3 separate regions of the Mus musculus genome follow, and regions 1 and 2 are each linked to region 3. A link is a loop called in an ENCODE intact Hi-C map of the cell type or tissue named here. Cell type or tissue: left cerebral cortex. All regions are shown on one strand. Region 1 has its middle 13 kb from the start of Olfr523. Region 2 holds the start of Sprn (shadow of prion protein). Region 3 has its middle 6.0 kb from the start of Urah.

Region 1 (5,000 bases), 640 kb after region 3:
CTGGACAGTGACTATGATGGATCACTGACAGGACCAAATCCCCAAGGACCTTCAGCAGCTGAGGTGACCCAGTGCTGGCCCTCTGGAAATGCTGATCTAATTCCAGTTTACCCTGTCTATAGATGCATATCCCTCATTGTCGAGACCAACTCCTGGGTAATCCCAGGCTCTAGAGCCAAGTTTCCCCTTCCCACTTGTCTCTGGCGGTCAGCAGTCACCTCCAGGGGGAAAGTGGCCCCAGGTTTTAGGCTTCCCTGTTAAGGCTTCTCTCTCTCTTGTACTCTTGTTCCTTAGGATGCACTAAGTTCCCAGACTTACAAGAATATTAATTTTTGTGGCTGCCATCAGGTCTTCCAGATTTCTCCACATGGGAGAATCAATCATGATTATGAAAGAAGGATCCTAACATGTCTACTGATGAACTCACAATGCTTTGATTGCAAGTCCACTTTCAACCTGAGGAGACACCCTGAGGTGTAGCACCATGCTCAGCTGTACAGAGAGAGAACAGAGACAGCATGAGCACCAAACCATCCCCACCCTCAGAACAGCAATACTGACTATCCATGCTGGGCCTCACATGGGAGAAGCCTCTGCTGTCTTGGCAACAGCAGGGACTCCTGCCCGCTGTGTCAATGCCAGGGCTGAGGGCAGGTGTGGGCACTGTGAGGATTAAATACTATGCCTTGGGGTAACTAGTGTGTGAGAGACACTTGGCAAAGGCCATTAGCACTTCACATTGCTATATTACCATTCCCTCCATAGCTGCATGGAGCCTCTTCTTCCTGATCCACAGAATAACAGTGACTCCTGTGACCTTAAGGTGAATGCCATGTACATGAAAGTTACTATGGGGTGGCGAGCAGTCATGTAAGCATCAGGTAGGAGCCGTGTGACAGACAGCCTGCCTGGGCTGTTGTCATTCAGCTCTGACAACTTAATCTTGGTTGCACATTGCTCAGATAACGCTCACTATGGTCTGGCTTCCACTCTCCACGTGTAAAGCAAGGATGATACTAGCATCAATTCAGAGGATGCATGGGGATACAATAGGCAAATGCCACAGATCAAGCCGCCAAGTATGTTCTGTGTGAAAGCAGTCTGCAGAAGCGTCGAGATGCTGACGTGCAACTTGTCTTTTTCTGATATTTGAAGGCATGCTAGGTTTGGAGAGAACATGTATGTATTACAAGAAAATGAGTGATCGAGGAGTGAGCTGGCCAACACAGGGTGTTTGGATCCGCTGGTCTACAACGGGGCTCATATCCTGCCACCTAAGGGGCCTTTTAGCTATGAGGCTGACACCACTCAAAATGCATAGCTGAAGACTGGGCATTGCTGAGAGGCCAGAGCACTTATGGGCAATTGGTTCCAGCTCTTCAGTCCTTGAAGTGGCACTGGGGGTGTCACAGTTCACCCTCCTCTCCCAGTGTTCTTTTCAGCCTCCAGCTATGATCCATCACATGACCCAAGACCAGCTTTCTTCAGTCTCTAAATTTTGAGTCCTCTTCCACCAGATTCTGTCCCTAAAGCATGTTCCTGGCCAACAGGAAGTCCACAGATGTGCCTCAAGGAGAGATTCAGAGCATCAAGTGTTTCCATTTGCCATTTGCAAAGTTCTTCCCTTGCCATTCATATAGACCCCAACCTCTCCATGAGAAGAGGCAGGTAGGCTGGCTAGATCCAGGGGCCCAAATAACCTGAAAAGCAGGAAGGAGAAAGACTCCAGTGGATAGCAGCCAACTCTGCCCTCTAGGCGCCCAGTGAGACCAGAGCTATCAGGATGTGGCCAAGCGGCCCTGTGGTGGCCTATGGCCTGTGAGGGGAAACAGGAGGATTTTATCTTACATGATTGCAATGCCGTCTTTACACCATCCTAGTTCTTATTGATATATTATTACATGTGATAAGACTTACTCCATGGGGTGTATGGTGTGTTGAACTCTAACCACTGTGTAAAATAGTGTTAGCACTGTAGTCAGATCAGGATTGCCCTTGGTCCTAACCGCTTCTTCCAGCTGGGCACCCAGTTTCCTCTACCCACAAGCTCTGTCCTGCTTTCCCCCTGCCCCCTGCCATCTTCCTCTTCACATACAAAGAGACTGACATGTTTCATTCAACAGGCTGTTTGCATCTCACCTATATGGTGAACAACACCCTCACAGGCTGAGGGCTGTAGACTAAATTTGGCTTGCAGCTCTGATGACTAATATGATAATCAACCCATCTGTTGCTCTATGATATAAACACTGCACTCCATTAACACACATATATAATATTGTTAGTTAAAATACAATCTTAGGGCTGGAGAGATAGCTCAGTGGTTAAGAACACTGACTGCCCTTCCAAAAGTCTTGAGTTCAATTCCCAGCAACCACATGGTGCCTCACAAGCGCCTGTAATGGGATCTGATGCCCTCTTCTGGTATGTCTGAAGACAGCTACAATGTACTCATATACATAAAATAAATAAATAAATCTAAAATACAACCTTAAAACAAGTTCAACGTCTTTGCACAGAAGAATAAAGAGCTTCATTTTTCCTGAGTAAATAAATACCTGGCTGTGGAGTTGCTGGGTCACATTAAGTTTGTGTTTAAATTTGTATGTAAGACATTTCCATGCTGTATTTCCAAAGTCAACCACTAGGGGTAGAGATAGTTTACACCAAGCTCTCCTAAGGACTGGAAGTCTTATCTATCCATCACAAAGTGGAGTGTATAAGCTGATATCTGCACAACACATGTAATTAGGGGCTTCTCTCGTTGCCTATGAGGGGTTATGGTACTTGTCTGACCCAGTACTCTGGCACCTATGACTCAGGACCCCTTCATATTGAAAGCCTCAGCCCAGAGCTGGACTCATCAGCCTGCTCCCCACAAAGGCTCACATGCACAGCAACATAAAAAAAAAAAAAAAAAAAGTTAATGTAGGTGTGAATCATAGCAACAGGGATCACGACAGCAGATGAGAGAGCACAGATTGAAGGGAGCTTGTGCCAGAAAAAAACAATGTTTTTATATAAAAGACTGTGTATAAATCAGGTGCACAGTATCCCCACAGCAAGCATGCACGGAATAGCACTCCGGACAACTATTTACATTATCAGCTGTAGCTGAATGCACACAACCCAATGGCTCTCAGACACAGCTAACATGTACATCATATAATAATGATCAATGTATTACTTATAATAGCTGAATAATGGAAGCAATGCTCCTAGCCCAGTGGCTTAGTGTGGGCAGCCTATGCAACAGATACACTCAGCAATGAGAGGTGGTGAGCCATCCCTCAGTACACCATGGAGAGAACCTACAGACCATGCAGAGGCAGGCAAGGAGACGAGCTGGCAGCTTAGCATGCCAGTTCTCAATGGGGCGCTGTGCACATGCTCGGTTTATGAAAAGTTCTCAAATCCTACCTTTACAAGTTGGGCAATTTTCTGAGTGTATGGTGCACTTCATAAAAAATGTATACACCTAGAAAAGGCATGCGATTCCTTTACAATACAGGCTGTTAAAAAAAAGGGGGGGGGGAATGCAGAGATGGCTGAAAATACCCAACATCCCAAAGAGTAGCTCTTCCCGTGGCTTGGCTATGTCCAAAAAAGACCAGCTTCCAGGCACACGGGGAATGTTTTATTCAGTGACAGACAGGAGACTCCAGGTATGCATCAGGCAAGTCCCATGACGCACGGCGGGTGCTTAGCCAGGACGCCCGGGCTCACCGTCTTCTGAATGCCCCTCTCGTGGGCAGCATTTTGAGAGACAGAATCTCCACATGAGTGAGTTCATCTCAAGCTGCCTTTTTCCCTTCGGGAGGACCTTTCGCCTAATACATAATTGCTTGTTTAAAATTAATTAGCTGCTCTGAAATAATTAATTCCTCGGTGAATTTGAAGCATTATTAATTGGGATAGTTTTCACCATCCATGGATTTTTTTTCTAATAAGCCCGAACCACCTGATGGACCCAGAGTCAGGCAAGGTGGCCCCATGGCTGCTCAGCCCCCCACAGCCCCTCCTACCTTCTTTTTAATGGAGCCCCAGGGAAAGCCACGGGAAATCCCCTGGCTCTTAAAACTTCTCACAGAAGTTGACTGGGATCTTTGCACACTGCAAATCTGATTGGGTACCAAGAGGTTTGTTCACTTATTCCCCAGTTGCCTAAAAACTATGAACCTTTCATCAGAAACAAAGCTCAAAGTAAAATAATAATAATAATTAAAAACAGCATTCCTCACACGGTACTGCCAGTCCCTTGGGTAGAGCTGGTTAAGAAAGAGTGCAGGTTCCCCTACCGGGCTGTGTGGGTGAATGAACGCAGGTACATGGGAACTGAGCCACCATCACCAGCTCCCTAGAGGTGAACTACTGCCACCTGCTGCCTACCCAGGCCTATTAGCAGCAACAGCATGAGTGCTGAGGTTCCCTGGCAGAAAAGTCAGGTAGATTTAGGTGTGGCTGGAGCCAGGGGACGGTGTCTCCAAGCAATGCACCCCCACAGCAGAAGGCCCTCAACAAGCACTTATAGTAGATGAGCCCTCGACCAGTGACACCTTTGTGCCTTTTCAGACAGCCTCATGAGAAAAATGTCCCCTCAACAAATGCCTGCTTGGGAGCTGAAGGGGTTTGCAGCCCCATAGGAGGAACAACAATATGAACTAACCAGTACCCCCAGAGCTCCCAGGGACTAAACCACCAACCAAAAAGCACACACGGAGGGACTCATGGCTCCAGCTGTATATGTAGCAGAGGATGGCCTAGTCGGACATCAATGGGAGGAGAAGCCCTTGGTCCTGTGAAGGCTCTATGCCGACGTGTAGGGGAATGCCAGGGCCAGGAAGCGGGAGTGGGTGGGTTGGGGAGCAAGGTGAGGGGATAGGAGGAGGGGATTTTTGGAGAGAAAAACAGGAGAGGGGATAACATTTGAAATGTAAATAAAGAAAATATCTAATAAAAATAAATGTCTACTCGGAAAGTGTCCCTCAGCCAATGTCTCC
Region 2 (5,000 bases), 680 kb after region 3:
GGAAGTGAAGGAGCACCTGGGAGCTCTCCCTGCCTAAACTAAATGGGGGCATCCACCAGCCTTTGGCTGGGGAGGAGGGTGCTTTCAACTTCACGATAAAAGAAAGCTCAAAAGCACAGTGGCTTCAATGAGAAGAACTCCATACAGTAACCACCCCCTTCCTCCCCAGGTCTTGCCCCAACCCATGAGGCTCCATACCAGGCCTCAGCCAGGACAGGGAAGCTCCCGACCGCTCCGACTGTAATCTTGGGCCTTGGAAAGCAAGCCTGGCACAGATGAAAAACGTTGTGGCTGTCTGGAGCTAGGTTAAACTTACCCTACAAAAGCATGGAGGCACTGCAACCAGTCAGCTTGAAAATAAAGGGGGGCTGGGTCTCCAGGGGTCTATTTTCAGAAGGTTCAGGAAGGTCAGATCAACAAAGGTCTAGTGCTATTGGGATCCTCATGGCTGTACATCAAACTTCCAGGAGAGCCATCTGGCAGGATGTTGGAAGCCCTACACTACGCGCCTAGAAAGTCAGCCCAGTGGTCCTTATGGCTGGCGAAGAGGAGTAAGTGGAGCTGAGGTTCCATCAGAAGAATGGGAGAGGAGGTAGATAATTCATAAGAACCGTAAGAATCGATGCGGTGGGCAGGTAGGGAGAATGGAGAGGAAGAGGCCATGAACAAAAACGCTGGACCTACTGGAACAAAAACACACTGTCTATCCTGGGGGCTGGGGCTAGTGGCCATAGGGGAAAGAGAGATTGGGCAGGGCTGTGGCGGGGATGGGAAGATGGGGGGATGGGATGAGAGGGTGCTGTGTGCAGTGCAGCGAGGATGGGGGCCGGGCAACGAGAAGGGCTGTGGCTGTGCTTTTCTGAGCTTTCAGTATCTCCTCCCTTCACGTCTCCCGGGGCTGAGCCTCCGCGGCTGCCCGCCCCTAATCTTCAGGCGGAGGCTTCAGCAAAATCCAGTCGTGAGCTCTGCCTAAGGAAAAGGGTCCTCGCTGCCGCACCTTTCCGCTTGGCCGGTCACGGCCCCTAAATCGCTCATCCGACCTAGGCTTGTGACCAGTAAGTAGGGGAGGTGGATGAACCCAGTGATGCTGGGAGGGAGGGGGAGGGGAGAGAGGACCTGAGGAGGATGGAGCTGCCGCCACCGAGATGGCTGGTCCACAGCCAGCCAGAACCCATCCTGATCGGTTTACCTGTCCAGGCTACTGGCCTGGGCAAACCCAAAAAGGGTGGAGCTGGAGCGGGGAAGAGACGTAATTACCTAGGGTCTGGGCCTGCTGGGCGGTTCACCCATCGCTAGTTGTTTGCGTTGCAAGGAATCGCTGATCTGGATTCTGACCCCCACCCTCACCCAGTGCATTCAGCCGCAGCCACTGGCTGAAAGACTATCTCTTAAGGCATCAGGAGATCCAGATGCCAGAGCAAAAGTCACAAGGCTGTCCATTCTAACCATAATCTGGGGGTATTGAAGGCTCTCCATTCCAAACTAGAATCCTAATCCACTAATCCATCCCCTTCCAGAGACTCGTGTGCAGAGCGGGGGATTTGTGCCCCCCCCCCCCCAGGCCTGAGCCCCACTGTAGGAGCTCCACAAACCCCATTCTGGGACCCATCTCCACCCTACCACAATAGTAAAACGGCCGCCCTGTAGTGAAACCCTTTCCCCACCACCCCATCTCCACCTGGTTATACAGCAGGAACCCAAAACCAAAGTCCTGATGCTGGAGTTTAAAGAACCCCTTCCCCAACCCTGAGCCCACTGTCCTCCAAGATGCTGGGAGCCCTCTATCGGATTACCACAAAACCAGAGGCTGAAGTAGGTGTCCCCAGGTCCAGATGAGCCTATTCCCAAGCCCTGATACCCTCTTGCCCTGGTCCTAAACCACGCTCCACCCCTGCACAGAAGCTGAAGCCCCTTCCACCCTCTTCTCGCAGATTCTGCCCAGTAGGATGAACTGGACTGCTGCCACGTGCTGGGCTCTGCTGCTGGCCGCCGCCTTCCTCTGTGACAGCTGTTCCGCCAAGGGCGGCCGCGGAGGCGCTCGAGGCAGTGCCCGGGGGGTGCGCGGAGGTGCACGCGGGGCATCAAGAGTACGCGTAAGGCCGGCGCCCCGCTACGGCTCCTCTCTGCGCGTGGCGGCTGCAGGGGCAGCAGCAGGGGCTGCAGCGGGTGTGGCTGCGGGCCTTGCTACCGGCTCTGGCTGGAGGAGGACCTCAGGGCCTGGAGAGCTAGGCCTGGAGGACGATGAGAATGGGGCAATGGGAGGCAACGGAACCGACCGAGGAGTCTACAGCTACTGGGCCTGGACTTCCGGCTCAGGGTCCGTGCACAGCCCACGTATTTGTCTGCTTCTGGGCGGCACCCTTGGTGCCCTAGAACTGCTTCGGCCTTAGACCAGGCTAAACTCCATCCCAGGTCTAGCTCCTAGCCTGTCTTAAGGCCCCTAGGGCCCACCCTAATGGCCTCCTGCCCAGGGGGTAACTTCATTTTGCTAACTATGATTCCCCAGCCCAGAGAAGAGTCTGGCCATTCTGGGCCCACAAGGCCTCTTGCAATTTGTGGATGTAGTTTACTCTCTTGCCCATCCCAGTTTCCCAGTCTTCCACTCTGGCAGGAACTAACAGCCCTACTACCAGAGAGGCAGGCTGCCCTTGACTCTCCAGAACTGCCCAAGCAGGCATGCCTGTCTGCTTGCCCACCCTGACACGAGGACATGAACAATGCTGACCGCCAAGAAGAGGCCATCCTTGGGTGGGCCCGTCTGATTCTGCCACTAAAGCCCCCAAAGACCTTGAGCCTCCCATGGAACCAGAGGGACTTATAGTTGATGAAGAGAGCATTCACTTAGACTGCAGTGTGAGAAATGTCAGGTGCTAACCACCTGCCCAGAGCAGGTCCCAATGATGTCATAGCTCAGAAAACATCCAGAGCAGTAAAATAACCATCCCAGGACGCCCACCATGCTCCTCCTACAACATGCTACCAAAGCCAAGTAGTATGTTTCTTCCTGGCAGACTGCCTAAGAGACCTTGTGTCAGAAGGGTTTCCACTTGAAGCCACTTGGTCCTAAAATCCACTGAGGGTAGAGGTTTTGAATACACTTTCAAAAACATTCCATTCTGCTTGAGCTTAAGGGTCATGAGTGAGGGTCACTTGGATATAATACCAATCCTGCTGGGGCCTTCTTTGTATATAACCCAAACTGCAAGATTCCCATAGTTCCAGTAGATAGCAGCATTTTATGTTGGGAGACCCCTCCCTTGGAAACGGTTGGACGGGGTTGGGGTGGGGAGGTGAGACAGAGCATGGCACAGCTGACAGCTGGCAAACTGAACAGTGGAAGGGGCAGCAGATCTACAGCCCCACTGTGCCAGAACAAAGCTAGCAGACAGAAGAACCAGCCTCAGCAGGTTGTGAGCGTGGGTTAATGCTACTAGCTCTCTCTGACCATCCATATACATCCTGAGAACAGAGCTGATGTGCTGAGTGGCCTTAGAGAGGTACTCTATAATCCTCACAAGAATCTACCTTTAAGCAGACTGGCTTCTTGCTGTTCCAGGGACCCACTAGCACATCTTTGCCACATGGAGTGTTGGGTCTTGGGATTCAGTCAATATATGCTAGCTCAGCATACCTCTGGCTAGTGTATAGGTTTCAAAGCTATTGGCAGGGCCCTAGCCAAGCATTTTCTTGACCAACAGGTTGCAGGATACAACTCCCTGCAACTTCTATTCTCACTGCCGGTGCTCACAGGCACAGTCAGCCCAGATGCTCCTATGTCTCTAATAGACCAAGCTCAAAACCACCAAGACCAGCAAGCTAAGGGCCAAGCCCACTAAGGTCCTCAAAGGCAGGTGCTGATGCGTCAAGTCTGGTATAGGGAGAACCACCAGAGCCCCTTCAACTTGTCCAACACCCATGAGGATGGACTATGTGGACCAGACCTTTGTGTACCACAGAGTACCATGTGTTAGTTCTGGGTATTGTGGCATTATGAACACATCACCTTTCGATGATTATTTTACATTCACCAATCTGACTTCTCCAGCGTGTTTAGCATCTGGCACAGCCACACATCTTTAAATACCTTCTCCACTAGCAGGAACTATAGATGCTGAGGGAGAATCTCAGAAGAGACTTATAATACTGCAGCCACAGCAAAAGGCAACAGTGGGAGGCTACCCCTGCTATCAGCCATCCACAAGAAGCAGAGAGCCTATTGAGCATCCAAGTACTGGTTCAAGCAACTATGGAAAGCTCAGGTCAATACCGAACAGAAGAGACTAAAACTCCTGAGCAGGGATAGCCCCCTGGCCCAACAGCACTTCCTATCTGTATCGACCAACCCCTTGCCTTTTCTTTTTAGACAGCAAGCTGCTGGCAGCAACATCTTCTAGGTGCCTACAGGTATTTGGAGGTCAACCATGCTGGTACATGCCCTCTGCACCGCCCCTGCAGCCACCATGGTTTCAATGGCTAGACTGTGAGCCCCTTCCAGTGATCCTCTTGGCCTGTACAAAGTTGAGCTACAGCAGCAGGCCTCCTGAGGTACAGGCCCTGAAGTGCAAGGGGAGATGACATTCCTGGACTTCTCTGCTGCAGACCTCCTGTCCGTGTCTGTGCACTTTATCAGTGAAGAGTTCCTTGTGAAATAAAGCCCTCTGCTGGTAACAGGCTTTTCCCTCATTGCAGGACTTTGAGACACTTGAGAATCTGACTTAGGAACCCCAGGCCTCTAATCTACCACTCCTCAGCATTCATTGATAGAAGGAGATTTAACTTATGGGCTCACCATACTAAGTGCACAATGAAAACGCCATCAGAAAATAGGTCTTTTAATCGGTTGTCATGGCACACACCTGTATAATTCCAGCACTCAAGAGGCTAAGGCAGAAGGAATGTGTTTGAGACCAGCCCAAGCCACATGATGAAACTTTGTCTGAAAATGACAAAAAAATAAATAAAGTAAAATAAGAGAAGCCAGAGAGAGATTTTTTTTTAAA
Region 3 (5,000 bases):
CTTATAAAAATCTTAAAAGAATCACAAATCTCAACTTTTATATAAAAACCAATCAGCCGTCTCTCCCTTAAGTCCTCGGGGTGAGCACTGATTCACTGACCACTCCTTATTAAATCATATCAGGAAGCTGAGGGCAAAAACGGTGCAAGAAATGAATCATCCCCCTGATCACCAGCCCAGCTTTAGCAAGAGAGGCAGGTCAGGCGGCACCAGTTGGGCTGCCGTTGTTCTTGTTCCCTGACCTCAAAAAAATCACTAGCTCAGCTATTAAGAGTGCATTTCTGAACTTCAAATTGTTCCCTAGAATTTTCTATGTCAAAGCCACTAGCAAAAACCTAACTTTAACCTAACTTTACTGGCAATCTACTTCTCCAAATTCTTTCTTTTTTTTCCCATTTTTTATTAGGTATTTAGCTCATTTACATTTCCAATGCTATACCAAAAGTCCCCCATACCCACCCACCCCCACTCCCCTACCCACCCACTCCCCCTTTTGGCCCTGGCGTTCCCCTGTACTGGGGCATATAAAGTTTGCGTGTCCAATGGGCCTCTCTTTCCAGTGATGGCCGACTAGGCCATCTTTTGATACATATGCAGCTAGAGTCAAGAGCTCCGGGGTACTGGTTAGTTCATAATGTTGTTCCACCTATAGGGTTGCAGATTCCTTTAGCTCCTTGGGTGCTTTCTCTAGCTCCTCCATCCAAATTCTTTCTAAGGGTATCGGATGAATCATTAATCTGCTCCAGCCATAATGCTTGAAAAAGATCAATCACTGTTATTGTGAGTGCCAATGACACTGCCCAGTGAGGGGCTGGAAACCCCTTAGAATGTTCACACATCTCATAGACGAGGAGGGAGCCAAGGGCAGAAAGTAGGGCAAAGCTTCATAGCAGAATGAAGTCCTCAGGGCATGTAGTCCTTGAGGCTCTGCCTCAGCAGGGCCCATCCATCATGCTCGTGCTGAATGGTGGGCCACATTACAGGAGTTCCGAAGTGGTTTTGCTGCTCCTCTAGCAGGGATCCCAACATAGAAGGACACCTAGAAAGGTGGAAGCGGCGGCCACAGCCACAATGAGTCTTTGTGGACTCTGACCCTTAGTTTTTCTCTTTGCTCTCTGTGCTCTTGGCCCCCTTTCTTTTAGATTCACTTATTTTTTATTTTATGTGTATGGGTGGTTTTGCCTGCATGCTATGTTGGTGTGCCACATGTTTACAGAAGTCAGAAGAGGGTGACTGATCCTCTGGAACTGGAGTTAGAGATCACCGTTAGCTGCCACGTGGGTGCAGAAACTAAACTCAGGTTCTCTGCAAAAGCAGCCAGTGCTCTTAGCTCCCGAGCTGTTTCTCCAGCCCCTCTTGGCACTTTTTCAATATGGTCTCAGCTCACTTCTTGTAAAGTCTCAAATGTAAGTAAACTACCAAACAGCAGTCAACTCTTTTTGAAAGTCTCTTTAAACACTCCCTAAAAGAGGCCTCATGTTGTCTACTTGGACCAGATGGTGTAGAATGGGGGTTGTCAGAACACCACAGCTGTTCTGGGCCTCCTGGTACCTGGCCCTTTTCAAGAACCAACCAGGTTCATCACACTGAGACTTCCCAAAACTTCCCCAAAGAAGGCTCTGCATATCAGGGCCCTATGGTGCCTGTAGGCGAATTAGAAAAAGAGTCCTCATTATTTGTTTGTTATTCTGAGTATCAGACCCATAGTCCTGTCCATGCTAAGCAAAGGCTCTACTAGTGAGCTTTGCCCCCAACCCTGAGGCCTCACTCTTAAGGGAATTAGCTATCAAAAATTGAAATAACACTTGACCTATCTTTAGATGCAAACAGTAATAAAATGTGAACATTTTTGAAAAAAATTGAATACATTCAAAATTATAAAGATACCTGCATCATAGATATAAGATGTCCAGTTACATCATTCTGTCAGATATAGGTCTTAGAAACAAAAAGATACGTGGAGTTGGCAGTTCTTCTCCCGTAGCATATTGTGGTTTAATTATCAAAGGGCTAGGGAATCAAAACTATAGTAGAGCACTTGGCTAACAAGAGCAAAGTTTGGAAAAACCTCAAAACACACACACACACACACACACACACACACACACACACACACACACACACACACACAAGTACAAGGGGGCTGGAGAGATGGCTCAGTGGTTAAGAGCACTGATTGCTCTTTCAGAGGTCCTGAGTTCAATTCCCAGCAACCACATGGTGACTCACAACCACAGCAATGTGATCTGATGCCCTCTTCTGGTGTGTCTGAAGACAGTGATGGTGTACTCACACACATAAAAAATAAATAAAACTTTAAAAAACCCCACAAAACCAAAAAGTAAAATACAGATATCTGGACCTTTTCCATTTTTCCAAATTGAAACTAAAATTCAAACATACAAAACCAGAACCTATACTTCAGTGGGCGCTTGAGCTAACATTACTTTGTATTTGTCTATGTAACTGTCAGTATTGGTTTTCTATTACTGCAGAGCAAGTTTCTCTATACTTTGCCATTACACAGTATGTGTCTCTCTGCATTTCAGGAAACCCAGGAGCCCAGCTTGGATAGATCTCTGCTCCAGGGTCTCACAAAGACACATTCTCTCCCCCTCTTTCTTAAATGTTTGTTTTTTAAATTTTTTTTACTGTGCTCTTTTAAGAAAGGATTTATTTATTATTATATGTAAGTATACTGTAGCTGTCTTCAGACACACTAGCGGAGGGTGTCAGATCTCATTGTGGATGGTTGTGAGCCACCATGTGGTTGCTAGCATTTGAACTCAGAACTTTCAGAGGAGCAGTCAGTGTTTTTAACCGCTGAGCCACTTGTCCAGCCCCACAAAGACACGTTCTCATACAGAGACTTCCAGGGAGGGTCTGCCACCAAGCTTGCTCAGGTGTTGCAGGAGTCTTTCTTGATAAGTAACCTGATACCCAAGAGAGTGGAACTGAGGGATTGTCATCAGCACAGGGAAGCCAGGACAGCTCTTGAGGAGCGTTGACAGGTCTAGTCTTATTCCTGCTTTATACTCTAAGACCACAAGGTGGGGTAGGCAAGCAAGCAAGATTTCACAGAAGCCTGTGTGGCAGTCAGCAGGCTGTTTATTCATGGCAGAGATGCAGTGTTTTTGCTCTGTCTCCAGGTCATTTTGTTCCAGGTAGCAAGTGAAATCATGCTTTGCAAATAGGCAGCATAAGCAGAGCTTTAAGTAAATCACCACATAATTCTACAAACGGTATCTATACTTCGGTATTTTCTACCTTATTCTACTCCCCAGTTTGTTGGCAGGATTCATTTCCTTGTGGGTGTCAGATGGAAGCTTTCTCTTTTCTGGTTGGCCGGCTGGAGAGTGTCCTTGGCTCTTGCCCATGGCTCCCTCCACAGGGAGGGAGTCAATGGTACTGGTGCTTGGTTCTCCTGGCAGGAGGATCTTGGGCTTCAGATGAGACAATCTTATATAACGTCAGCCCAGAAGTAACATCGTGCCGTGTTCTCATGGTTAGAAGTACACCCACTCTCAAGGAGGAGATTATGCAAGGGTTTGCCTCACTGGATCACCACACTCTCTGCCTAGTCATCCTTTTCCCAGCCACGCCCCCTTTCACCATCCATCCTCTGACAACTTAAGGTGAATTATTAACCCTTGAAAAGGGCCAATGTCAGGACTCTGCTCCTTAACATCCATATGTATTTCCCCAAAGAACCTTCTCATATTCTCTTACCGTAGCATTTCCTCCCATGGGAAACTGGACAGCATTCCTAATATATCCCTAGTTTCTTAAATGGATAGCCCATCATTTAAAATTTTTTAATTGGTATTTTTTTTTAACTTTTAACACTTTTGAGATCACAATATAATTACATTTCCCTTTCTCTCTCTCTCTCTCTCTCTCTCTCCCTCTCTCTCTCTCTCTCTCTCTCTCTCCAACCCTCCCATACACCCTTCCCAACTCTCCAAATCTATGGCTGCTTCTCCCATGAATTGTTATTGCACGCACAAATGTGTGTGTGTGTGTGTGTGTGTGTGTGTGTATATATATATATACATATATATATATGTATGTATGTATATGTATATTTTTTCTAAGTGTAATATATTCAGTATGTCTAATGTTGTGTGTATGTTTTCAGGGCTCAACCATTAGGCACTAAGCAACCAACTGACATGCTGTTCCCTGGGGAAGACCTCCTCTCCCACTTCTAGCTTTCCTCAGTTGCCTGTAGTTCTTCATGTAGGGTTGGGGTGAACGGAGGGAGGGAACTGGGTGGGAGAGCAGGTGAGGAGGGGGAATGGGGATAGCGATCAGGTGTGGGGAGGAGTGGGAGGACTGGGAATGAGCTGGAAACCATAAAGCGTGTTTTAAAGTCATTCTCTGTGCTTCAGATATGTTGGAGTTTTCAGGGCCTGCTGAGGCGGGATAGCTGGCTTTTAGTGGTGACATATGGCCCTGATTGTTGTTGATTGTGTTCTTTTTCCTGGGCTTGGGATGATTAAAGATCTAGGTGCTGATCTCTGGATTTGTCTTTTTGGGTGGGTGTTTTGTTCTTTGGTTTCTGTTTCCTCTCTGGAGTTTTAGGGAGTGTGATAGCTACGTGTTGCTGTTTCCCTGGCCTGTTCAGATGGTGTGTTCACAGGCAATGCCTGCTAGTGTTGAAGGCTGGGTAACTGGAATGAATTGGGGGAAGGATTGTTGGAAGAGGCCTTTGTTATCCATTGAGCATGGGCTAGAGAGGAAAGGGAGAGCTGTGGACAAGACTGAGGGGGATTTGATCTTAGGAGCCGTAGGAGAGGTATGGGTCTTCCTACAACCAACTTGGTGAGGGGCAGCCCTAACAGTTTTGGAATTATTGAAGACTATGAGGACATTTGAAGTTGTACTGATTGCATTTTTTTGCGTAATGAAATGTCCATGAGTCTCTAGGGGCAAGGTTTAGAAGGTTATGGCTTACCAGTGAGCTATTTGGGTGCCAGGTTGATTTGCGGTGGTTAATA

Evidence for each region. Peaks named below come from ENCODE experiments on the same cell type or tissue, not always from the same donor. Only the 100,000 strongest peaks of a DNase experiment are listed, where the experiment ranks them.
Region 1: it touches region 3 in a loop (6-fold over the local background); 8 of 42 quality-filtered maps call a loop at or near these places.
Region 2: a loop joins it to region 3, with 5 times the contacts of the local background. A loop is called at or near these places in 6 of 42 quality-filtered maps.

Annotation. Positions count from the first base shown.
Region 1 is chr7:140,186,216-140,191,215 of GRCm38, reverse strand. No RefSeq gene overlaps it. Among named protein-coding and RNA genes, the nearest start is that of Olfr523, 13 kb to the right of the region's middle. RefSeq lists an enhancer at 3,791-4,608. In left cerebral cortex, CTCF peaks have their summits at 2,409 (motif pointing left), 2,609 and 4,377 (motif pointing left); DNase peaks (open chromatin) are centred at 2,716, 3,024, 3,252, 4,360 and 1 more place; H3K27ac peaks cover 300 bases.
Region 2 is chr7:140,150,604-140,155,603 of GRCm38, reverse strand. It overlaps Mtg1 (mitochondrial ribosome-associated GTPase 1), which reads right to left. Exons shown (of 11, transcript NM_199301.2): 11 at 4,818-5,000. It overlaps Sprn (shadow of prion protein), which reads left to right and starts at 945. Exons shown (of 2, transcript NM_183147.2): 1 at 945-1,055; 2 at 1,932-4,976. The coding sequence starts at 1,947. The coding sequence ends at 2,390. In left cerebral cortex, CTCF peaks have their summits at 1,802, 2,025 and 4,645 (motif pointing left); DNase peaks (open chromatin) are centred at 2,968, 3,921, 4,464, 4,595 and 4 more places; H3K4me3 peaks cover 2,487 bases; H3K27ac peaks cover 2,875 bases.
Region 3 is chr7:140,826,814-140,831,813 of GRCm38, reverse strand. No RefSeq gene overlaps it. Among named protein-coding and RNA genes, the nearest start is that of Urah, 6.0 kb to the left of the region's middle. In left cerebral cortex, a CTCF peak has its summit at 3,055; DNase peaks (open chromatin) are centred at 3,117 and 3,405; H3K4me3 peaks cover 290 bases; H3K27ac peaks cover 2,617 bases.